2 separate regions of the Homo sapiens genome follow, and region 1 is linked to region 2. Evidence: chromatin loops called from intact Hi-C (ENCODE). Cell type or tissue: sigmoid colon. All regions are shown on one strand. Each heading gives the region's core, and the rest is flanking DNA. Links, peaks and the distances in the headings are about the cores only.

What was found. Hi-C counts contacts between places; a loop is a spot of excess contacts. Peaks named below come from ENCODE experiments on the same cell type or tissue, not always from the same donor. Only the 100,000 strongest peaks of a DNase experiment are listed, where the experiment ranks them.
Region 1: it touches region 2 in a loop (2.7-fold over the local background); 18 of 110 quality-filtered maps call a loop at or near these places.

What each region holds. Positions count from the first base shown.
Region 1 is chr16:53,154,213-53,167,312 of GRCh38, forward strand. CHD9 (chromodomain helicase DNA binding protein 9) reads left to right here. Exons shown (of 39, transcript NM_001308319.2): 2 at 1,714-3,329. The coding sequence starts at 1,878. Among named protein-coding and RNA genes, the nearest start is that of CHD9, 110 kb to the left of the region's middle. In sigmoid colon, for the core only: a CTCF peak has its summit at 5,883 (motif pointing left); no DNase peak of the experiment used is centred there.
Region 2 is chr16:53,201,328-53,214,427 of GRCh38, forward strand. CHD9 (chromodomain helicase DNA binding protein 9) reads left to right here. Exons shown (of 39, transcript NM_001308319.2): 3 at 8,155-8,486. Among named protein-coding and RNA genes, the nearest start is that of CHD9, 150 kb to the left of the region's middle. RefSeq lists enhancers at 6,508-7,097, 7,098-7,685. In sigmoid colon, for the core only: a CTCF peak has its summit at 6,635 (motif pointing left); no DNase peak of the experiment used is centred there; H3K4me3 peaks cover 3,328 bases; H3K27ac peaks cover 1,136 bases.

The DNA.
Region 1 (13,100 bases), core at 2,005-10,004, 47 kb before region 2:
CTAAATTTAAATTTTCAAATTTTACTAATGTTTTACTAATATTTCCTGAGCTGTGACATTCTAAAGCTGACTGTTCCTCAAACCAAACATCACTTACTATTATTACTGATTATAAAAACATCTTGCTTTTGTATGGAAAACAATTTAATATGCAATGTATCACTTAATCATTGTATCAAGTATGTAGGATAGGCAGAGGGTTTTGTTGATTCTTTAGTTTTTATATTTCTTCAGGTCCCTAATATTAAGGAGCTTTGTGGATGATACTATGCATCTTCTAGAGAAGCAGTCCTCAACCTTTTTGGCACCAGGGACCGGTTTCGTGGATGGGGTAGGGAAATGGGGTGTGGTGGATGGAGGGAGATGATTTCAGGATGAAACTGTTCCACCTCAGGCATTAATTAGATTCTTATAAGGGAGCACAGCCTAGATCACTTACATATGCAGTTCACGATAGGGTTCGGGCTGCTATGAGAATCTAATACTGCCGCTGATGTGACAGGAGGCGGAGCTCAGGCAGTAATGCTGGCTGACCTGCTGCTCATCTCCTGCCGTGCAGCCTGGTTTCTAACAGGCCACGCACCCATTCCATCTGCAGCCTGGGGTTTCGGGACCCCTGTTCTAGAGTTGTCATTTGTGACAGAGTCAGTAAAAATCATTTCAGTAAATTTTGAAGTTTTAAATTTTGATTGATTAAAATGATCTTGATAGCTTACCCTGTCTCAAAAAAATTTTTTTTCCTGAGTCATTTAAAAATATGTCTACTCTAGAGTTCTTATTTATTTTAAAATTTTTCCAGCGCTTAATTTTTACTTATATTACTAGCTTATTTTAACATTGTTATAAGTTTCAAAGTTGTATTAGATAAAATATTTTCTTTGAGAAGACACAGACTTCCACTGTAACTTAAATCATCCAAAGTAACTTCACCTACTTAATTTTTTCTCAGAAAGATCTACCTTGCAAATACTTGCCAAGTAAAATTAGTTGGTAATTAGATTGAATAAAATCAGTTTTGTTTTTTTTTTGAGACAGTGTCTCACTCTGTTGCCCAGGCTGGAGTGCAGTGGCACAATTATGGCTCACTGCAGCCTCAACCTCTCAGGCTCAAGCAGTCCTCCCACCTCAGCCTCCCAGGTAGCTGAGACTACAGGTACACACCACCATGGCCGAGTAGTTTTGAAATTTTTTCTGAGATGGGTGTCACTCTTGTTGCCCAGGCTGGTCTCAAACGATCCTCCTTATCTAAAAGATACAACAGAAAATTAGAAGTTTCAAAATAATTTTACTTATATAATTTTTATTCTTAAAGTAGCTTTATTGAGATATAATTCAGATACCATACAATTCATTCATCTAAAGTGTATATTTAGTGGCTTTTAGCATACTCAGAGTTGTTTATCCATTACCATAACCAATTTTAGAGCATTTTCGTTACCCCCAAAAGAAATCCCATAACCTGTAGCTATCACTCACCAATCACCAGTCCTTTCTACCCACCCACCATGCCACCAGCTCTAGGTGACCCACTAATCTATTTTCTCTCTATATATACTTGCCTACTTTTGACATTTTATATAAATCGAGTCATATAATATGTGGTATTTTGTGACTGACCTCTTTCACTTAGCATAATGTTTTCAGAGTTCATTTTTGTTGTAGCATGTATCAGTACTTAATTTCTCTTTATTGTTTTTGTTCCTTTTTTTCTAGGATTTTGACACTTCATGACATGTCATTATTTAGAGCAATAATGAATATTGACCTGTTTTGGATTAGTTGATGACCTTCGGAAATGATCCAATAATATCTACTATAGAGAAGCTGAATATACTCCATTTGGAGTGAACAGCCCGGATTGTTACAGAATTTTCAAGATGACAGATCCAATGATGGACTTTTTTGATGATGCCAATCTTTTTGGTGAGACCTTAGAAGGTTTGTCAGATGATGCATTTGTACAACCAGGACCTGTTTCACTAGTTGATGAATTGAATTTGGGTGCAGAATTTGAACCGTTGCACATAGATTCACTGAACCATGTTCAAGGTACTCCAACACATCAGAAGATGACTGATTTTGAACAGTTAAATCAATTTGATTCAATAAAATTTCACCATGTTAATCAATCTTTTGGTAGCCCAGCTGAACATGTGTTATCTCCACACTCTCAGTTTAATTGTTCTCCAATCCATCCCCAAAACCAACCCAATGGTTTGTTTCCAGATGTATCAGATGGCAGTCCAATGTGGGGCCATCAGACAGCTACTACCATTTCAAATCAAAATGGATCTCCTTTTCACCAACAAGGACATTCACACTCTATGCATCAAAATAAAAGCTTTGTGGCACACCATGACTTTGCCTTATTTCAGGCCAATGAACAACAAACACAGTGTACTTCACTACGCTCACAACAAAACAGAAATAATCTCAACCCAGGGCAGAATTCTCTTAGCCAGTCTAAAAATTTTATGAATGTTTCTGGTCCACATAGAGTCAATGTTAACCACCCACCACAGATGACTAATGCATCTAATTCACAACAGTCTATTTCAATGCAGCAATTTTCTCAAACGTCAAATCCTTCAGCACACTTCCACAAGTGTAGCAGTCATCAAGAAGGAAATTTTAATGGACCTTCCCCAAATATGACTTCTTGTTCTGTCAGTAATTCACAGCAATTTTCTTCACATTATTCCTTTTCCAGTAATCATATATCACCAAACAGTCTACTTCAGTCCTCTGCAGTTCTTGCATCTAATCATACAAATCAGACTTTATCTGATTTTACTGGAAGTAATTCCTTTTCACCTCATAGAGGAATCAAGCAAGAATCTACTCAGCATATCCTAAACCCCAATACATCATTGAATTCAAATAATTTCCAAATATTGCATTCATCACATCCTCAGGGTAATTATAGCAATTCAAAATTATCTCCTGTGCACATGAACTTCCCAGATCCTGTTGACTCAGGAACTCAAATGGGCCATTTCAATGATCATGTAGAAACTAATGGCTTTTCATCTTTAGAAGAGAATTTACTTCATCAAGTGGAATCTCAAACTGAGCCATTCACAGGACTTGACCCCGAGGACCTCCTTCAGGAGGGTCTTCTTCCTCACTTTGATGAGTCAACATTCGGACAAGATAATTCAAGTCACATTTTAGATCATGACCTTGATCGGCAGTTTACTTCGCATCTGGTAACACGGCCTTCTGATATGGCTCAGACTCAGTTGCAAAGTCAGGCTCGGAGTTGGCATTCATCATTTTCTAATCATCAGCATTTACATGACAGAAATCACCTATGTTTACAGCGACAGGTATGTAGCTCTTTGCTTTTATTTTGGAGATTTGGGGGTAGGGCGGACTGTTAGTCATTGGGTTAATTTTATATGAAACATAGTCAAGATTTCTCAAACTTGGTAATTCCATTAAGTGAACATACATATTTTGATATAGGTTTATATTGTTTTACAAGTCTTGTATTGAAAGTGATTCACTGATATGCTCAAAGCAATAGATTAGCTTCTATATTTAGAAAATTATAAGGTGTTAAGACTTCTTTTGTGATGTTTATGAATACCTTTGAGAGAAAGTTATTTTATCAAAAACAACTTAATAATCATAATTAAAAGGGAAAAACCAGACTGGGAAAATTTTATTGCAAATACAATTAACATTGAGTTAATATTCCTATAAAAAGCTTTATAAATTAGCAAACTTTTAAGACCTCAGTTGATAACTAGATAAAACATATAAGCTGAAATTCACAAAAAGGAAATTAAATTAGTAAACAAAACCAGAATAATATGCAGCTTTAATAATAAAAAATAAATTTAGAATGGTTTTATTTTTACCTATTAGAAAAACATGTTAAATGTTAATGCTTAATGCTGACAAATTTATGGTGAAATTGGTACCTACATGGCTTTGTTAATTAATGCAAATATTTTGAAAAGCAATTTGGTACTAGATTAAAGAATATAAAAATTCTCCATTTTAATAACCCAGACATAGCAGAAGTATATACCCAAAGATATTTGTCTTAATATACTTACAAGGGACAGCTGAAAAAAGCATAGCTCATTATTGTAATCACGATAGACCATAGGCACTAAAAAGATTTTGAACACTAACATTGAGAATATGTTAATGATGGAGAAAAGAGCGTAATTCAAAATTAAGATCACAGTGAAGTAAGGTTAAGAGTGTGGCCTTTGATACCAGACTACCTGGTTTAGAATTGTGGGTCCTGTTACTTAGTAGTTGGGTGACTTTGACTTAGATAATTTCCGTGCGTCTCTTTTTCCTCATCTTTAAAATGTGAAATAATAAAGGATTAATAGATTTATAACATGTAAACATGCTTAGACTATGCCTAGCATATAGTTAGAAATTAATACTTTTTTTTGTTTTTTTTTAATTTTTCTTTTGAGACAGGGTCTCACTCTGTCACCCAGTTTGAAGTGCAGTGGCACCATCAGGGCTCACTGCAGCCTCAACCTCCCTGGGCTCAGGTGATCCTCCTGCCTCAGCCTCCTGGGTAGCTGGGACTATAGGCATGTGCCACCATGCCTGGCTTTTTTTGTATTTTTTGTAAAGATGTGATCTTGCCATGTTGCCTGGGCTAATCTTGAGCTCCTGTACTCAACCAGTCCACTCTCCTCGGCCTCCCAAAGTGCTGGGATTATAGACGTGAGACACTCTGCCCAGTCTTAAGTGTTTTTATTAATTATACTTTTTTTCATAGTAGTATGAAAATATGTATATGGGCCAGTTATGTTAGCTTATGCCTGTAATCCCAGCACTTTGGGAGATTGAGGTGAGAGGATTGCTTGAGACCAGGAATTCCAGACCAGCCTGGACCATGTAACGATACTCTGTCTCTACAATAAATACATTTTTAAAAAATTAGCCAGGTATGATGGTGCACTCCTGTAGTCCCAGCTACTCAAGAGGCTGAGGTGAGCAGATAGCTCAAACCCAGGAGTTCCAGGCTGAGGTAAGCCATGATCACACCACTGCCAGTCTAGGCATTAGAATCAGACCCTCTGAGAAAAAAAGAAAATTTGTATATGAAAAAAATACCAGAAGAAAATAGGTTTAAGTAGTGCAGTTTTTCCCTTACTTTCTACAATTTTGTCGTGAACATATTACTTTTATAATAAAAAATTAATGTAATATTTTATGTTTTTAAAAATTCTCTTGTTAAATTAAGGATTCATAAAATGCTTCAATACCTTGGTTACCTGTGAGATTCTGTGGACAATGAAATATACCAAAGTTCTTGAAATTAAATATTTAGGGATCCATTTTTCATTTTAAAGCCTTGAAGTATTTGAAAAAGAAAAAATCTTTGTCTTTCCCATTGGATTGACTATAGTTCTATTTCTTTTTTCCTTTTTTGAGAAGGAGTCTCACTCTGTCTCCCAGGCTAGAGTGCACTGACACAATTTCCACTCACTGCAACCTCTGCCTCCCAGGTTCAAGTGATTCTCCTCCCTCAGCCTCCTGAGTAGCTGGGATTATAGGTGTGTGCCACTATGCCCAGCTAATTTTTGTATTTTCAGTAGAGACGGGGTTTCAGCATGTTGGCCAGGCTGATCTCTGGTCTTGAACTCCTGACCTCAGGTGATCCACCGGCCTTGACCTCCCAAAGTACTGGCATTACAGGCGTGAGCCACCATGCCCGGCCACTTTAGTTCTATTTCAGAACGATATTTCAGCATATTTTTTGAAATGTCTAGGGAGATGTAGAAACATTTAAAAGACACTTATAAACCCTCCATGTCCCCCTCTTTTTATGACATGAGTTGAGTATTGTGATTTTGCTCCCCCTACTGGAGGAAGATCAAGCATCTCAGAAGGACCCTGGGAAAACTCTCCACTGATTGAACTTAGGTGCATCTATCTACTTTGTATGTAGGTTTCTGACTAGTTTGACCAATCATTTTTGTCCAGTGTATACTTGAAATTATGAGAGCTTATTGATTTATTTTTAAACATTTTATTCTCCTAAGACTTTATCATTTTGATTCATGTCTTTTTGTTGCTTTTGTTTTGTTTTTTAATTAATGCATTTCTAAACATGTTTCCCGGGCTTTAAAAAGTAGTAAGGACTCCTTTTTATAGATTTGGAATGAATGGAGGATAATTATAAATAACTAAAGCAGTCTCTAATGCTAGCATGTAGATAGAGAGCACTCCATCTGAGAGAAGTTATTTTCAGACCTACCTTAAATCATCTTATTCTACACTGATAAATACGGTTTTAAGTCACTCACTTTTTTGTTTCAGTTTTTTTTTTCTTGTTTTGTTAACTTGTTCTTTTTTCACATGTCCAAAAACTGATAAAGGGCAGTTTGTTTGGAATTCTTTTTTGACTTACTGAAAGTCTATTCTCGGCCAGGCGCAGTGGCTCACGCCTGTAATCCCAGAACTTTGGGAGGCCGCGGTGGGTGGATCACCTGAGGTCAGGAGTTCAAGACCCGCCTGGCCAACATGGTGAAACCCCGTCTCTACTAAAAATACAAAAATTAGCTGGGCGTGGTGGCCCATGCCTGTAATCCCAGCTACTTGGGAAGCTGAGGCAGGAGAATCGCTTGAACCCGGGAGGCTGAGGTTGTGATGAGCCAAGATCACACCATTGCATTCCAGCCTGGGCAACAGAGCAAGACTCTGTCTCAAAACAAAAAAAGAAAAGAAAGTCTGTTCTCGACCAGGTGCCATGGTTTATGCCTGTAATCCCAACACTTTGAGAGGTTGAGACAAGAGGATGAGTTGAGCCTGAGAGTTTGAGGCTGCAGTGAGCTGTGATTGTGTTGCTCCACTTACCAGCCTGGGTAATAGTGAGACCCTGTCTCAAAAAAAGGAAAAGAAAAAAGAAAAAAACACTCTGTTCTCAAGTTTCCTATTACTTCTTAGTTTAAACAGTGATATTTGGGATTCGTTGATTGTGAGAGTGAAAAAGAGAGATGGATTGGTAGAGAGGATTATTATGATTATTGTATGTTGCATATCAGTTTTATATGTACTGAATTATAGGTCACACATCTTAAATATATGAAATGCAAATGATTTAATATGTGGAATTCATGACAAATTTTGACAGAGCATAGACTTTTTTACCTATATAATTTTTGCATGTTCTGTATAGTTATGGTACTACATAGCTGAAATGTTATATTAATAAGGAGTTCTTATATTATTATGATGCTTCCACAGGTTCTATGGAAAGAAATTTTTTTCTGGGTTCTTTGTTGGGCTTCTTTAACTCTCTTAATTGTAGTAATTTCATTTTAGACTAAATTAACATCACTACATGTGTATAAAAGTTAACAGATTTAAACATAATGAAGTGGCATAATTTTTTAGTTTATGAAAAATAATTTTGAGGTATGTTTTGTTAGAGCCAAAACAAGACATTCTTTAACCTACTGTTTAAAAAACCATGGATGACAATCTATTTAGAATTCTAGAACGCTTTAGTGAGAATGTTGAATATTTAAAGAATATTTCTAAGCCTTGCTTTTTTCTTTCTTTTTTGTTTTTGAGATGGTCTCACTCTGTCACCCTGGTTGGAGTGCAGTGGTAGATCTCAGCTTACTGCAACCTCTGCCTCCTGGGCTTAAGCGATCCTCCCGCCTCAGCTTCCCAAGCAGCTTGGCACCACAGGCATGCACCACCATGCCCCACTAATTTTTGTATTTTTTTGTAGAGATGGGGTTTTGCCATGTTGGCCAGCCTGGTCTCGAACTCCTGAGCTCAAGTGATCCACCTCAGCCTCCCAAAATGCTGGGATTACAGGTGTGAGCCACTGTGCCTGACCCAGCCTTGCTTTTTTAAATTTCCCAACTATAGTGGGGTGATTGTAGATATCACTTCAAATATCTCAGCGTACGCTAAACTATGTGTCAATTGTTAACAACAGTGAATATTGCTGATTTGACTCTAGAATTTTACTGCTTAGAAAAGAGAGAGGAGCCAGGACACAGTGGGAAGAGAGGCCAGAGGGAGATGAAGAATAGTAGGGTTGTTGGGAGGAGGAAGAAAAAAGAAAAAAAGTGAGAAGCTATAGCAAGTGTTTCCAAATGTAAGTATGTACAAGACTAACATAGGGAAAATACTAGCTTATTTATCATCTCTAATTTTTGGAGCAAAGGAATTTTGAGAGAATAATACTCTGAACTTTTTATTGCTCTCATAACAAATATTTTCTGCTGTCTTTATAGCAGAATCTTTAGTTTTTGTCTTATTCGTGAAGTGGAAATAACATGTGGAGCACTGTGTGATCTCTCAATGTTTGTAAATTAAGTTTAGTGTAAAAATTCTGTGTAAGTGAAACATGTTATGAGGGATGGCAGAACTGGCATTCGAAACAGGAAATAGAATTTTAAGATATACTCATACATAATGTTTTATTGCCTTTTGTATTTTGATAGATTTTGTAGTTTATTACCTTGAATTATTATTTCTTTTCCTGAAGATAGAGAAATTTACATTACTTATAAACTTAAAAAAAACTTGTAAAAGAAAGATAGGTTTGAGCAGCACATATAAGCCTTTTTTTTTTTTTTTTGGTGGGGGACAGGGTCTTTGTCACTCAGACTGGAGTGCAGTGGGGCGTGATCATGGCTCATTGCAGCCTCCATCTCCTGGACTCAAGCAGTTCTCCTGCCTGAGCCTCCCCTGTAGTGAGCCACCAAGCCTGGCTAACTTTTTTTATTTTTTGTGGAGACAAGGTCTCACTTTGTTGCCCAGGCTGGACTCAAACTTCTGGCCTCCAGCAATCCTCCCACCTCAGCCTACCAAGGTGCCTGACAAATTTAATAAATGGTTGTTATAAAAAAATGGGTATCAAAAATAATGTGAAGAATAAGTCGTTTGTAATATTATTACCAAAAGATAATCACTGTTGCTGTTGTGTTATGTAAGATTCCAGTGAGATCTCTTGTTTGTCCTTTTGCCATTTCCCATATACATATTTTTAATTTTTTATTTTTTGTTGAGACGGAGTTTCACTTTTGTTGCCCAGGCTAAAGTTCAATGATGTGATCTTGGCTCACCACAACCTCCACATCCCAGTTTCAAGCAATTCTCCTGCCTCAGCCTCCCAAATAGCTGGGATTACAGGAATGCGCCACCACGCCCGGCTAATTTTGTATTTTTAGTAGAGACAAGGTTTCTCCATGTTCGTCAGGCTGGTCTTGAACTACCGACCTCAGGTGATCTGCCTGCCTCGGCCTCCCAAAGTGCTGGGATTACAGGCGTGAGCCACTGTGCCTGGCCAATATTTTTGAATTTTAAAGAAACAAAATTGAGATCATATAGTTCACACTTTCTGGCAAATTGCTTTTTAACCTTCCAATGAATATGATGCATACATTTTCCATGGCATTAAGTATTTTTCTAAAAATGATTTTGAGTGGCTGAATAATTTGTAATGGTTTAGCAACCATTGTAATGTTGCTAAAGTTCCATATAAAAGTAAGGTTATTACTGAGATCTGGAAAAATCTGAATCAAGGTGATTAAAATATCTTCATATTTTTATCGCATATATTACTGTAATAATTGAATTTAAAGTAGAAGCATAGTAATAAAAAATTAGAATAGGTAAGACATATAGCATTTACATTGTGCCAAGCACTGTTCTGAATACTTAACATATGTTATCACATTGATCCATCACAACCATCCTTTTATTTGGATATGATTTTTTTCCTTCAATCTGCATGGTTGGAAACTGAGATACAGAGAAGTTAAGTAATAAACCCCAAGTCACACAGCCAGTAAATGGCCATACTGGATTCAAACCCTATTTGACTCCATTATTTCTGGTCTTAACAACTTTCACTTTACTTAAAAGCATATTAATACATTGTAATATTTAACAATAATGTACTAAATGATTTCTTCCCTCTTCTGCCATTGAAAAATTAAAAACTGGCTTTAGAATCTTTAAGTGGCAAAGACCATGCCTCTCATGTTTTCTGGCTATATTCACAATCGTTTATCTATTAGCAGAGGAAGAACCAATGCCAAAAGAAAACAAACAAAAAAGCTCAACTAGGCCAGGCATGGTGGCTCACATCTGTAATCCCAGCACTTTGGGAGATGGAGGCAAGAGGATCACTTGAAGTCAGGAATTCAAGACCAGCCTGAGAAACCATAGTGAGATCCTGACTGTACAAATATATATTTTTTTAATTAGCTGGGAGTGATGGTGTGCACCTGTAGTCCTAGCTACTTAGGAGGCTGAGGCAGGAGGATCACCTGAGCCCAGGAGGTTGAGGCTGCCGTGAGCCAGGATTGTGCCACTGCACTCCAGCCTGGGTGATAGAGCAAGGCCCTGTCTCAAAAAACAAAAAACAACCATAACAACAAAAAACTAAGAAGTGTTCTGTTTTTTGTTTTTTTTTTGGAGGGGGGGGTTTGTTGTTGTTGTTTTTGAGACAGAGTCTTGCTCTGTCACCCAGCCTGGAATGTAGTGGTGCAATCTCAGCTCATTGCAACCTCCACCTCCTGGGTTCGAGTGATTCTTGTGCCTCAGCCTCCCAGGTAGCTGGGATTACAGTCATGCACCACCATACCTGGCTACTTTTTTGTATTTTTAGTAGAGACGGGGTTTCTCCATGTTGCCCAGGTTGGTCTCGAACTTCTGACCTCAAGTGATCTGCCCTTCTTGGCCTCCCAAAATGCTGGGATTATAGGCATGAGCCACCACTCCCAGCCATGTTCTGACATTTTTTATAAGATTATGTGTAAGATGATAGCAACAGATGCCCTAAAGGTAAATCCAATAATTATCTTCAAATATTTTGAAGGACTTTAGAGGTCATTATTAGGCCGTGTAAGTAGAAGTCACAGAAAAGCAGACTGTCATTTAATTTAAGGAAGAAGTTTGAAATAAAGCTTTTCACTGAAAGCAGGGAGATGGAATAGCTTAGATATGTCACAGAAAGAATTTCTGTAGCAGGTGGAAAATGGACTAAATTGGAGGGTTATTTCAACTCTTAAGATTCTATGGTTGTAATTTTAGGTTTTATTATAGGATATAACATTCATATTGCCTATTTAGCTCCTGAGTGGCAATTACAAAAGGTGAAGAAAGGTAAACACATGACAAGTCCTCCACTATCCAATTATGTCAGGAAATTATTTGTTATAGATGAATAAATTTTCCAGATAGATGGAATATATTTTAGCAAGACTCAAAAACTTTAATTACATGGATCTTTTCATTTCCCCCACCCCAGAAGGTAATGGTGGTGGTGGTAGAATGCTCTGTTAGAACAAGATGAAAATAATTTTAAAGGGAGGTCTCATATGTTTACATTTTTGACAGTTATTCTTAATACCTCCAGGAATTACCCTAACTTAATGTATTCGATTGAAATACATTAGATATTTGAAAATCATCTTAAGCAGAAAGAGTTAATTTTATATATATTAGTTATTATAAAAGAGAGGAAAACCTATATAAAACTAAAGCAATGCTCACACCCAAGCTATTTGCTGTTTTTTTTCCTAAGGTACTTTAGTTATAGCATACTATTTTAAAAAATGGTACCTTTTCCTAAGTCAAAAAAGCATCAGATGTACGCACAATTAAAACACTTGTCACTCTACTTTTGCCCTAAGCAAAAAGAAGAAAAATGACTTATAAAATATTTAGATTGTCTCCTTGAATGATTAAAACTTTTATAAGGTACCATCCCTCTATTTTTCAGAATTTGTTTAAATCTTTATGCATTTGGCATGGTATTACTTATAAAAGTTTCAGAATTCCTAATTGTCTGACTAAGCCAAAGCATAAAATAGAAATTCTGTCTAGGAATTTCTTTCAGTTGTTTTTTCACTTAAAGTGGACTACTTCTTGGTTTTGTTATTTCTGTCAGATCTTCTGTATTAAAATGTTCTATTTTAACTGGGAAATTATAGAATATTAGCTAGTTCTGAAATACATCCTAGTTATTAAACTATGTAGTATATTGTAGAAGAGTTAAGCTTTGTACTGCCTGTCAGGAATCAGAGTAACAGACATTCCTGTTGTTAACATTAGCTTTAAGGCTATTGACCTCTAGCATGCATACTTAAGGGTAAGAGGTGAACAGAAAGTAAATTCCAGGAGTGTGGAAAACCCAGCTATTGGTGAGAAATTTGTGGATTAGTGCAGTATATGAAGAAAGACTGAAGCCAAACTTCAAAATAGGTCTCAGAAAATTTTGTTGTATTTAATTGTATTTAGGAGGTACATTCCCAGATACCTTAGGACTACTCAGTCACTTATTTATCATTATTGATACATGAAATATAAGATAATTTGTTAGGACCTACAGAGTCATCAAATTTATTCCTATGATTGTAACATTAATACAAAGCTGTTTTGAAATACTTAAGTATGAATGACAAGGTTTCTCTATTTGGGCAATTGGACTGAAATGATTTTAAATTAAGGAAATGTTTTAATACAATATGGTGTGGATATAGTTAGGAAGCATGGACTGCAGTTTCTTGTTAAATAAAATCTGATCATTTGCTTTGGTCAACTATGCAAATACTTTGCACATTTACTATGTAAGGAATACTTTACAAATTATGGAAAGAGGATAATCTTTGAGAGCTGTTTTTCCTACATAAGTATGTGTTTGTATGCCTGAAAACAGTACAGGTTTACATTGACCATTTCATGGGTTCATAGAATTTTTGACCTGAACATGGTTTCACTCTATCCTCATATGCAAAGAATAAACAGGGTTAGAAAGATCATGACTTGCTTGCTGTCACATAACTAGTTAGCATGTTCCTTTCATAGATCAAACTGTGTAGTGTTCAAAGGTGATCAGAAGTGACAGCAGTACCCACACTATGGACAGATACATATTTAATAGGCCATATTATAAAATACAATTGTACCTGGTTGTCTTTGATTATTGAGAAATACTTTTTAGTTTTGTATGTGTCAATTTTAATGTCTAAATTTTTTATCTCTGTGTTTAGTGTTTAAAAATGTAACTTTACTGTACCTTGTCAAATGTAGGTATAAATTGTATATACATGTGAATGAATTTTAAATAACATCTGTGTTTT
Region 2 (13,100 bases), core at 1,921-9,920:
ATCATGTATGACCTTTTTCTAAGCCAAAATATTTTATCAATTATTCTGGCATTTTTATCAAAACCACTTAGTACCCCTATGTCTTAAAGTGTGATCCTGTTCTCTCTATATAATCATTTATTAATTCCCTAATTCCTTCAGCATGAAGTCTAGATATTTTAACATAACCTATAACACCGTTGATAATCTAGTCTGTTATATTTTAGTCCTTGTTGCTTATCATTCTCCCACAGGCATCTCCTTTGCTTGTCATGCCAAACTACTTGTTATTCCAGAATATAAATTTTTAAATTTCTTTATTATATAGCATTTCAAGTGACACAGAAGTAGAATATCCATCTCCCAGCCACCAACAGCTGTCAATTTATATGGCCACTGTTGCATCTGTACTACCATCTAATGAATATAGCCACCCCCTCCATGGATATTTTTGAAGTACATCTTAGTCTTATCATTCATCTAAAAATACATTGATTTATACATCTAAAAGGCAAAAATTTGGGGGGATCAGTTTGAGGTTTTTTTTTTTGTTGTTGTTGTTGTTTTGAGACAGGGTTTTGCTCTGTCACCCAACCCAACTTGAGTACAGGGGCTAATCATAGCTCACTGCAACCTCAAGCTCCTGGGCTCAAGTAATCCTCCCACCTCAGCCTCCCAAGCAACTCGGACTACAGATGTGCACCATCACACTTAGCTAAGTTTAAATTTTTTTTTTTAAGAGATTGTGTCTTGCTATGTTGCCCAGGCTGGCCTTGGACTCCTGGCCTCAAGCAATCCTCCTGCCTTGGCCTCCCAAAGTTCTGGGATTACAGGCATGAGCCACCATGCCTGCATTAGATTTTTGTCTTTAAAACACAACTACAAAACCAGTTTCACACCTAAAAAAGATAACCATAATTCTCATATAATCAAATATCTGGTCAGGGTTTCTATTTCTCCAGTTGCTAAGTAAATTTATTTTTACAGTTGGCTGGTTCAGGCCAATATCTAAACTTAGAAAACATATAAACCAAATGCAATGCTCCACATGTTGCATTTTGTTGAGGTCTTTTAAGTTTCTCTCTCTCTCTTTTTTTTTTTTTCTGTTTTGTCATTCCAATTAGTCTTAAGTCTCATCTACTCTGTGGTTGCCCTTTTCTGTTTTGTTTCTTACAGTTTCTTTGTTGAAGAAATAGAGTCCTTTGTCCTATGGAGTTTCCTACACTCTGGATTTTACTGATTACATCCCCATTTTGCTGATTACATCTGGATTTTGTTGATTGCATTTAACAAGTTCCTTTTTTCCCTGTGCTTCCTGTAAGCTAGATGTACATTTGTATTTAAAAAAGAAACAAAACTTGTATGAACATCTACTGTTTGCCTGGACTTTTATGTGGATGCTTAAAATAAAGCCAACCCTTAAAAAGTATTACTGTATCAATGCAAATTAAGATTATGACACTTAAAAAAAAAAGGAATGTCATGGTTATCTAAAATTGTAAACCTGGGTACTACTGCGAGTCACAAGACGAAAATAAACCTTTTAATTTGTGAGCATGGTAGTTCACAGATGTGAAGAAAGTGAAGTGAAATAATTGTTCCACTTCCATGAAAAACTCTGAAAACAAATCTAAGGGTAAAATTCAGGAAAAGTTTGACATTATAATTTGCTCTTGGATCAGTTTTTTTCTCTTTTCTCTTTAAACATGTATTTATTGATAGTTTGAAGAAAAATGTTGTATGCATTAAATAAAAATCAAAAGAAGCCACCATACTAATGTTTGACACATATTACTAAAATTAACTACAAATCTATTGTTTTTAGGTTGATTTAATATGAATATTTAAGTAAATAATTATTATGCTTCTATTTTAAAAATAAGGAGACTAAAAACCAGTACACCAGCTTACAATAAACAATTTAAGAGAAGTAAAATGCCTTATTAAATTATCTTTATAATACCAAATTACTTTAAGATACTTTCCTTTTGACTGCAGAGGTTTTAATTCTTTCCTTTCTTGGCTTCCATGGCACCACTGTCTCCTGATACTTACCTTACCATTCTTGCATTTTCTTGTTGTTTTCCTTCAATAGCTCCTCTTCATCTGCTAGCTCCTGGAACTTGTTGTTTTTGGGTTTCACCACTGGTTCTCTTCTGTTATTCTACATTGTCTCTCTAGGCAGATAAACTCATTCTTGCTCAAGGCTTGCTATCTTCTGTTTTATGTCCTCTTCCATTGAAACTTCTATCCACCTAGTCCTCCAAGCCTAAAGCCTAAGAGTCTTCCTCTCTCTTGAGAAAGGTTGGGAGAATTTTAGCTACAATGCAGTTATATCTCTGTTGTTGAAAATTTATTGTTCTGTGTTTTATTTTTACTAAGGAATTATATCTGGGACCTTGCATTTCTTCATATTTTAAAAATATGTCAAGTAGAGCCAGGCGTGGTGGCTCACGCTTGTAATCCCAGCACTATGGGAGGCCAAGATGGGCAGATCACGAGGTCAGGAGATCGAGACCATCCTGGCTAACATGGTGAAACCCCGTCTCTACTAAAAATACAAAAAAATTAGCCGGGCGTGGTGGCGGGCGCCTGTAGTCCCAGCTACTCGTGAGCCTGAGGCAGGAGAATGGCGTGAACCTGGGAGGCGGAGCTTGCAGTGAGCCGAGATCACACCACTGCACTCCAGCCTGGGCGACAGAGCAAGACTCCATCTCAAAAAAAAAAAAAAAAAAAAAAAAAATATATATATACACACACACACACACACACACACACACATTTATGTCAAGTAGAATGTTTCTTTATCTAGATAACGTGTGTGTGTGTGTGTGTGTGTGTGTATAACCTTCACCACCCCAGCCTGCCAGGAGAGGAACCTGTTCTCTGAGTGTACAGTGGTCATGTGATCATTTTTCCCTTCTCTTTTTGAAAATTTATAATTTCTACTTATATCCACACACTAGTGATCCAGTAATTTTATTAATACAACTGAAATATTGGAAATGGAGGAATTTCCCAATATGGCTGTTGGTTACATGTGAAATTATTTCACCAGAGGAGAAAGGACCTAAGTCCCCACTCAGATTTTAAAACCTCTAATTTCTTGCCCAAATCTCTTCGCTTCTTTTCCTCATGAAGGAAAAGGCGAGTAACAGGTAGTGTGAAAAATTATAATTTTATTAGAGGCATGAAGTGCATGCATAAGGGTCTGACACTATCCTCTTCTACTCTATTTGTTTTTTTGTTTTTGTTTTGTTGTTGTTTTTTTAGTAGTTGTCTGGACCCTTTAAATGTGTATCATGACTTGCTATTAGGTCATGACCTGTCTTTGACAAACACTTATACTATAAATCTTTGAGTTTCCCCAGTACTGAAATATGATATATAGAGTCTTCCATATATTCCTTCCAGGTGCTATCAAAATAACATATCACATATGATATCATCTCTTGTACTATAGGTTTTCTTTTTTAATGAATATTTGGATATGATATTAATATATGTGCCTTTTATGTATTTTTTTGTTTATATGTTTGTTTGTTTATTTGTTTTGAGACAGAGTTTCGCTCTGTTGCCCAGGCTAGAGTACGGTGGCATGATCTCAGCTGACTGCAACCTCCACCTCCTGGGTTCAAGCGATTCTCCTGCCTCAGCCCCCTGAGTAACTGGGATTAGACGTGCGCCACCATGCCCAGCTAGTTTTTGTATTTTTAGTAGAGATGGGGTTTCACCATGTTGGCCAAGCTGATCTAGAACTCCTGACCTCAAGTGATGCATCCACCTTGGCCTCCCCAAGGCTGGGATTACAGGCATGAGCCACCGCGCCCGACCTATTATTTTAATCATACAAGCTCATGGGGAGCAAGGCCTGTGACTTTATTTTAAATTTTTAAATACTTTGTATTTTGAAACTTATCACACTTACAGAAAAATTGCAAGCATAGTACAAATAAATTATTTTACTCCATTTGAATAGGGTGCAGACCTAGTAATCCATCATCCCCAAAGACTTTGGTATATGTTTTCTACAGATCAGAACATTTCCTACATAACCACAGTATAACAAGTAGAAAGTTAATAAAGCAGGAGCTGTGGGGACTTAGAAGAGGAAAAAAACCAAAAATACAATTAAGTAGATTTGGCAGAATTTGATGACTGCTTAGATGGTGGGGGGAAGGGCAGAAAAACCATAACATTGTATGTTTGTGTGTGTGAATTGGGAAATGACCAACATTAAAAATGTTCAGTTACTTAACACCTCTGTTGATATTCTGTGGGAATATGGTTTTAAAATGCTGTATTCTAGTAGCAGAGGAAATATTTCATCATAGATTTATTAAGGTTTATTAAACAGTTGGGATTCTGAGTCAGGTAGTAGAATCTATTGAAAAACTTTATAAGAGAAGTGAGTTGTTTTGGAAATCCTCTTAGGTTCTTTGAATAGTGTCAGTGAATTATAAGGGTAATGGAAGAAAACAGCAGGAGGATCTGCATCTTACATTCCAGCCCTGACTTCTCTCTCTGATGATCCAGTCCCAAATTTCAAATTGCTAGAGATCTCCATTTCAAACTCAGTATGAAAAGAATTAAACTTGTTATACACACATACACATTCTTTCTCAACTAGGTTTCCTATTTCTTTTACTTTTTTTTTTAAATTAAGACAGAGTTTCACTCTTGTTGCCCAGGCTGGAGTGCAATGGCATTATCTCTGCTCACCACAACCTCCGCCTCCCAGGTTCAAGCAGTTCTCCTGCCTCAGCCTCCTAAGTAGCTGGGATTACAGGCATGCACCACCAGGCCCAGTTAATTTTGTATTTTTAGTAGAGGCGATTTTTCCTCCATGTTGGTCAGGCTGGTCTCGAACTCCCGACCTCAGGTGATCCGCCCACCTCGGCCTCCCAAAGTGCTGGGATTATAGGCATGAGCCACCACACCTGGCCTTCTTTTACCTTTTCTTGGTCGAGAAACCAAGTGCTGGCTCTTCCTGCTCCTCAGCCATGCCTCACCTCTGTCTAGTTGATTTCTACACTTTTGAAAGGGCACCGGGAAAAAAAAAAAAAAACCATCCTAGCCTTATTATTTGGTATCTCTGCAATTTTGAGAATGTTACTACTTTCCTTTGTCCTCAAATTAAACTCTGTAAATTATGATAGTTGAACCAAACATGATTAAAATATAATGGTTAAGAGTGTGGTCTCCCTAACAAGACCCCCTTGTCTTTTAATCCCTGCTCCACTATTCAGTAGCTGTGTGATCTTGGGCAAGTCATTTCTCTATCCCCCAGTATCCTCATATAAAATGGGAATAACAGTAGTACCTATCTTACAGGGTTGTTCTGAAGATTGAGTCAATATATAGGAAATATTAGGAATAGTGCCTGGTACATAGTAAGCACTACATTTTAGCTCTTATTGTCATAATGATTTTTGTAATTGTTTGCTCTCTCAGTTCCATTCTGTCTCTTTGTAATGCTACTATCAGAGTATTTCTCTCATTAGCCAGCCCCTTGTCTCCATTATCACTGTTATTACCCTATTATTAATCAGGATTACATTAGTTATTAAATGTAAAATAGAATAATCCCTGGCACTTAGTAAGTAGTCTGTAAGTGTTATCTCATTATTGTTATTATTTTCACATTGATGACATCTCAAGTCAGATCCTTTCCTCGTCCTTACTTGTCCTCTGCCTTTAATCTCTCATGCCATCCAGATGGGTCTTTCTAGAGCCCTGTTTAGATAGTGTTGTTTCTGTTTTGAGGCCTTTGGTACCTAAAAGGGGCAGAGGGGAGAACCCAATGTTGTTTTATAGTGATATCAGATGACTAACCAGGACCAACTGAAAAAATGGCATTGATGAAAGAGGTAAACTTGAATTTTAAAGCAGTGAAATTTTGTTTTAGTGATTTAAGGGCATTGCTTACTAAAATAGAATCAATTTTTATAGAAAGAAAAGTTGTACTGATGTTCAAATTCAAGTTGACTTGCTATGGAACTAAACCTACAGTTTTACCTGAAAAACTCATCAGTGCAGTTAAAATAGAAGGTTAGGAGGAAAGGTCAGAAAGGTTTTTTATGTTACGAAAAAAATGTATTCATCCATGTTAAGACGATGAAACAATTTTAACATTGTTAGTAATCTTTATAAACAGTTCTCATTTGTTCATTTCAAAATTTTAAGCTTCTTTTTATAATTCAAATGAAAATAGCTTCATTTCTGTATTTTCAAAATAACACTGTTAGCTTTTTGTTAGAAAAATTATAAGAAACCTTATCTAACTTCTTAAACTTATTTTGGGTTCATTTGCATGACCTCTTTAACCCTTTGCTAATCTTCAGCTATTTCATATTTTAAATATTTTAGAGTATCTTGGAGAAAAGTATTTTTTTCCAATAAAAATTGCTTTAGATTTTGTTTTTTTAAAATATTGATAGCCACATAATGCCATTTTACCACAGTTTAGTTCTCAGGTGATTTTTTTTTTTAATCAGATTTTTATGTATATTTTTTAAAACTTTACTGCAGGAAATGGCAGAGTGAGAGTTAATGTGTTACATGGAGGGAAGAACAGTCCATTGGGGGTTAAATTGCAGAGTCTAATGGAATAATAACTGGTAGCACCATCTGCTGGCCTACTTCCGCAGAAGGAGTCAGTATTTTTAACGACATCTCTAATATTCATGCTGATGCATTTTGATGCTTTGTGCATTCATTTCTTTCTGTGCTTTGTTGGAATCTGGCTATCTGCTTACAGCTATTGAGGAAACTCAGCTTTTTAGGAGTGTTTACAGCCTTTTTCATACCTAAATAGGATGAACAGTAGATATAAACTTGCCAAGGCAGAAATGTGTTGATAAATCAAAATGTGTATTTGTGGAGGGTTGTGCATCTCTTGGTTGCAGCTTGCTAAATAGGCCATTTAGGAATCTTCTTTCAATGCTTTTTTCTTGAGCACTGCCTGGGGTGGTGAAAAAGCAGAGGGCAAGCCTTTGTCTGACGCCAAAAATGTCTTCAGTGAAGAGGCCAAGAGGAAGGGTAAGTGAAAGCCTGAATGAGTGGGAGGAGGAGGGGTTCTTTGGGCTAAAAGGCTAATGGGATTGAATAACCTTCCTTATTACTGGCTGCTGCTACGGGAGTCGTACTGCATCGCCATCTTGAGCTTGTTGCTGTTTCCTCGAGTCTTGGTTATTTGTTATAGCCTGTAGGCCTTAAGGTGGCATTTTAGTGAGCAATTCTAAACCCTCCTTCCTTTCCCAGTGCTGCAGTGCTGCTATGAAACCTTTGATGAGGCAGGTATAGAAAAAATATCCAGTGAAGCACACTGGAATCAGCATGAAAATGTGTTTGGAAATTCCTGATGGTTTTTTCCTTTGGTATAGTCAGAGGCATGTTTACGGGTAAGAACATAACAAAACTGTGATCTAAGTATATGTGGATGAATGCGTGTTTGAAGAGGAAATTCTTTTTAAAATGCTCTTGATCTGCTTCCTGTGATATTGCTAAATATTAATAATTTTAATGTAAAACTGTAAAACTTGTTTATTTCCCAAATTGCTTGAGCAAAATAATTATGATATAGAAAAAGAAAAAAAATTTTCACATTTAACTCTTTCATGGGAAAACTAAAACTTTCTCTAATTTTAAGTATGAGAATGTCTGTTTACTAACTAGCTATGTTGCTGCACTTAAATATTAAATGATTTCAGGTTGTAGTCGTAAAGCAGAGGTTTTATTTTTCTAAAAGCCATAATAAACTGTATGGAGTAATTCTAAATTAAAATTATTTAAAAATTTATTAATGTTCAGAATTTTGGAGGGAAGAGGAAAGAAAAGACTTTTATTCCAAATGCACAGAATATTTATGGGATAAAATTTGAATCAACTATCTTTACAGGACAAAACTTGAATCAACTAACCAAGAATGCTATGAAAATATCAATGAATCTATATTATTCTTCTTTAACCTTCATTTTTAAAAGTAGCAATTGAGCTGTTTATATCTGTACTAATTTCTTGATAAGCAAAATGTTTTAAATTTGTTTGTAGCACTCACATATTTGCTAATGTAATTTTACCTCTCTAAACATAATTTAAGATTTTCAGATATTTGTGACAATTGTTTTAGATGTACTTTGGTATATTCTATAAAAAATATTTTTGTTTCTGTAGCCTCCATCTTCCAAGAAGAGCGATGGTTCTGGGACATATACTAAGTTGCAGAATACCCAGGTGAGGGTCATGTCTGAGAAGAAGCAGAGAAAAAAGGTGGAATCAGAAAGCAAGCAAGAAAAGGCTAATCGTATAATATCAGAGGCCATAGCAAAAGCAAAGGAGCGTGGGGAACGCAATATTCCACGAGTAATGAGCCCTGAAAACTTTCCTACTGCTTCAGTTGAAGGAAAAGAGGAAAAGAAAGGTAGAAGGATGAAATCCAAGCCAAAGGACAAAGACAGCAAAAAAACAAAAACATGTTCTAAGTTAAAAGAGAAGACAAAAATTGGGTAAGTTGGTTAAGAATTAAATTTAATTCCTTTCAATGTTCTGTTAAAGTTCAAACTGTCCAACCATCTACTTTTGATTTGAGTATATTTACTCCCATATTTGAGTTTTAAATTGTTGGCTACTATGTGTGCTTTATTTCATTGCCGAATGAATTAGATAATATTCCAGGATCTCCCAAATTTTATGGTTCTATGAATGTAGAATGTAGCTTTTTGTATGTTAATATTATTAAAAGGGATTTAAAGTAGTAAAATATTTCAGTATACGAATCAGGAAAAGGATAAAAACAAACAAAATGAAATCCATATTGCTGTGCCAGTTTCATATTCACTTTCTTTACAGAGCATGCATTGAAATTCTTTATAAGATTCTTTTTCTCTTGGTTGTACTTGTGCCTCACTGAGCACTCATAGTTTGGAAACATGAAATGTAATATTTTCTTAATAAAACCACAACTTTGGACTGAATGAAATGGCAAAAAAAAAAAAAAAACACTAATACCATATAAATCAACAATAAGTGGTTGCCAGTTCTTACTGATTTACTTCCATATAGTCTGATTTACTTTACGTAATAAAGAGGCCAGGTGAGGATTAATGCTCCAAGAGAATTATAAGGACAAAGAATTGCTCTAGGAGGATATATTAATCCTATGTATTTTACTGCTTATCCAAAATATTTTCAAAAAATAAAATACAGTAAATGTTATAATTTGCTTTATAGGTGTATTTGCTTAGCATGCAAGGGTAAGCATAACTAAGCCAACATAGTTTAGAATTGTTTTTTCAGGACTGGTTATTTTTGAGGACTTCATGTGGAAATTTGACATAAAGGGGTCAATCTAACTTTTCTCTTTTTCACAAAAAGTCCGCAATAAAGAATGTCTTTATTGTGAAAATCTTCATTTGCTCAGAAATTGTTGATATATTATATAGATATTTAGAACTAATGCAATTTTATAAATCAAATGAATTCTTAGCATTTTAAATGTAACCGCCAAATTATTTAGTTTGGTCCTTATGTCATTCAGGTCCAAACGATTAAATAATATGGGCTCTCTTGTTATAATAGATTAATAATCATATTGATTTTGCATTTTACTTGCAGACAGCTAAAATGAAATTTGAAAGATTTCTACTTCTTTTATTGTTTTTTTAGAGGTTTTAGGTATGAAAGTAACTTATTTTTCCAAAGCTCTGCCCAGTTTTAATTCAGGAAATCCCATATTTAGTCTTTTGCTGAACCAAAATTTAATATAATTAAGGGTTTCCAGTTTTAACTTGTTCAGAGATCTAGACAGAGTAGAATACTATTTGGAAGAGTAACGTTTTGAAAAACAATGCATAAAATGAGGAAATTGGTTGATAAACTTTTAAAAGTTACACTAACCGTTACTTGCCTCAAACTTGGGAAGGAACAGCTAAAGGCAAAAGATACCAGAAGTAAATCTAGTTTAAGAAAAAACATTGTACATAAGAGATAACTAGAAATAATTAAATTAGAAACACAGATTTTTAGAAAAGTGAATTAATATAGTAAGGGGAGTAGTAACACTGAAGCGGAGTACTGACTAGTTTTGTGATATCTGTGTTTTTGTTAGGAGTAGGTAAATTATTCATAGTAAATTATTTTAATATTGCACAACATTGACCAATTTTTCTAGAGGTAGCAAATTCTAGAAAACAAAATCGATAAGAATTGTACTAGAAATTTTTTTTTGTTTTGGCTAAATACATGGTAAAATATTGAGTAGTTGCTAGAAAAGAAAAATTGTTGAAAATATAGGCCTTTTTGATAGAAGAATTTATAAGTCGCAGGCAGATAAGTGAATTGATAGAAGAATTTATAAGTCGCAGGCAGATAAGTAGTATTGAAGTTTGCATATGTATTACTAAGCTGTTAGAGTAAAACAGTGTCAATCATTTATATCAGTCAAAGACAAAAATTATTGTCATGTTGGAGGAAAAGGCATAGTTGGAATAAATGAAATTCATATACAATCCAGAATTCCAGTATTAGCCAATGAAATATTTCATTACTGTGCTTTCCAATAAGCCACTATACTTTGTAATTTTGAATTTGGTGAGTTTTAAATTTTTGAGTGAAGAATCATTTAAGTAAAGTTCAGTTGCATCATTTCAACTAGCACCATTTTATAATTAAACATCTCATTTAAAATTTTTTATTTTTCTATTAATTTTAGGACAATTGGGCTGTTCCTAATACCAAATTATTGATATTAGTTAATTTGGAAAGCAGTGCAACTTAATCAACAGCAGTGTAAAATATAAATTTTAAAATTAATGGCTGGGCGCGGTGGCTCATGCCTGTAATCCCAGCACTTTGGGAGGCCGAGGCGGGCGGATCACGAGGTCAGGAGATTGAGACCATCCTAGCTAACACCGTGAAACCCCATCTCTACTAAAAATACAAAAACAAAATTAGCCAGGCGTGGTGGTGGGCACCTGTAGTGCCAGCTACTCGGGAGGCTGAGGCAGGAGAATGGCGTGAACCTGGGAGGCAGAGGTTGCAGTGAGCCGAGATTGCACCACTGCACTCCAGCCTGGCTGACAGAGCGAGATTCCATCTCAAAAAAAAAAAAAAAATTTTTTTTAAAGTAACTAAATTTGTAAACAATAATTTATGGTTGATGTCATCAGGGTTGGTGTTTATTTAACCCATATATGTGATTTGATGTAATCTAGGAAGACTAATCTGAAGAAAAGCAATACTGCCCCTGCTTGCTAATGTGCTTGAAACCTTTTCGTTGTCACTTTTACAGATTAACTTTTTTTCCAATGCAAAGAATAGAATGTCCTTTTCGGAGCACTTTCTTAGAGTCTCATTTCATTTTTACAATTCTGTGAGTTAGAGTGGGCATACAGTGTGATAATGGGGTTAAATTCTTTGCCTCTGGAGCCAGTTGCATTTGTTCAGATTCCAGTTTCATCACTTACAAGCAGTGTAATCCTGTACAAAAAGCTAACATCCTCATGCTTTAGGTTCCTCCTCTGTAAAATGGGGATAGGATAGTACTTGCCTCATAGTGTTATTTTGAAGACTAAATCAATTAATATACAAAATAGTATCTGGAATATGCTTAGTGTTCAGTAAATGTTAGTCATTATTGTTTTCTGACAACATAAATAGCATAGCTATTTAAGGAAAAAGCCAAGGCCAGGAGCCACACCCCTTCCTTCAAGCCCACACTCATTCAGCTACCTCAGTTCTCTTTCCATTAAGGCTCTGTTCCTAAATAAGATCAGCTTAAAAATTAAGCAGGAAAACACAGTTGCTACTTGTTAAGGGGAATAATAGATTAACTTATTAATGGCTATTTTGACATGACCATGCCTCTGTTGATCAGGTTAGCTAAAGTAGCATTTAGGATAGATACAGTTTGAAATGTGTCTGGAGTTTGAAGGAGTTGCTTGTGGCTATGTGGAAGGGTGTGAGTTGAAATGGAAATGGCAGGTGCAAAATGAAGGGTGAGGTAGGCCTGGAAAACTTTTATCTGCTTTGGTGTTTTTTATGATCTTGGCAGTCAGGTTCTAAAAGCTGCCTTTCATACAAAATAGTGAGTATTCCTTCAGTAATAGTAGGTACATAATAGATGCTCCATGAATGGAATGGGATGAATTTTATGGGATGGATGGATGGATGGAAAGAAGGTTAAATATTAAATGATACCAAAGGGTTGAACTTGATCTGTTAAATTGAAAACAGAAATGGAGGCTAATCCATTCATAAAACCACAGGGATATAACTAATAGTTTAGTAATATTAGAGAGTTAGGATGAATTTTACTGATTTATTTTAGAATCTAGGACTTCCAGTAGAATTTTCTTATGGCCCTGTTTGGTTTTAGATTATCGAATGGGATTTCACATGATTCGATAGAAGTATTTTTAAACCTATGATTTATTACTTTGACATTTAAATTATGTTTCCATGTTGTCAGTTGGAATTTACTTCTGTTATAGATTTTCTGGCTGACATAAGTAGAATGCTTTTGGTTACTTAAAAATGTTTTCATAGCCCTGTAAATTTAATCAATTATTGTCCTTTATGATTAAACTCTTCCTTTTTGTATTAACCATAATTATCCTTTGTATGTGTTACAGGAATAGTAGTTATCAGGTACTACAAATAACTTCTAGTTAAAACAGAACATGTCTAAATTTGGAGATATTTATCAAACTCTAGTAGGAATTAAGTATAAGTCATGTTATGAAGAAAAACAATAAAACATTAATTTAGATCTCAAAATGATATTGTGTCTGTATTTGCCTCCAAGAAGAAAGGAGGAAAATAACATTTGTTAATTACGTGCTATCATATATATGTACATACATGCATAGGTGTGTATTTTTAACAAAACTAGCATCTATGTCCACATGTATGTCTTTAGAGAGACATTCTTATCTATAAAAATCTAAAGGAAAAATAAGATGAACAAAATCTGAGGGAAAAATAAGACATATCATTAGAAATTGTCACTTCATAGTTCTTGTTAATAAAGTGACGTATGAAGCCCTGCTTGCAAGGTTTTCAAAATAATAGGAATTTTGAAATAATATATGCTCGAATTAAATATAAATGTGTTAATTGTT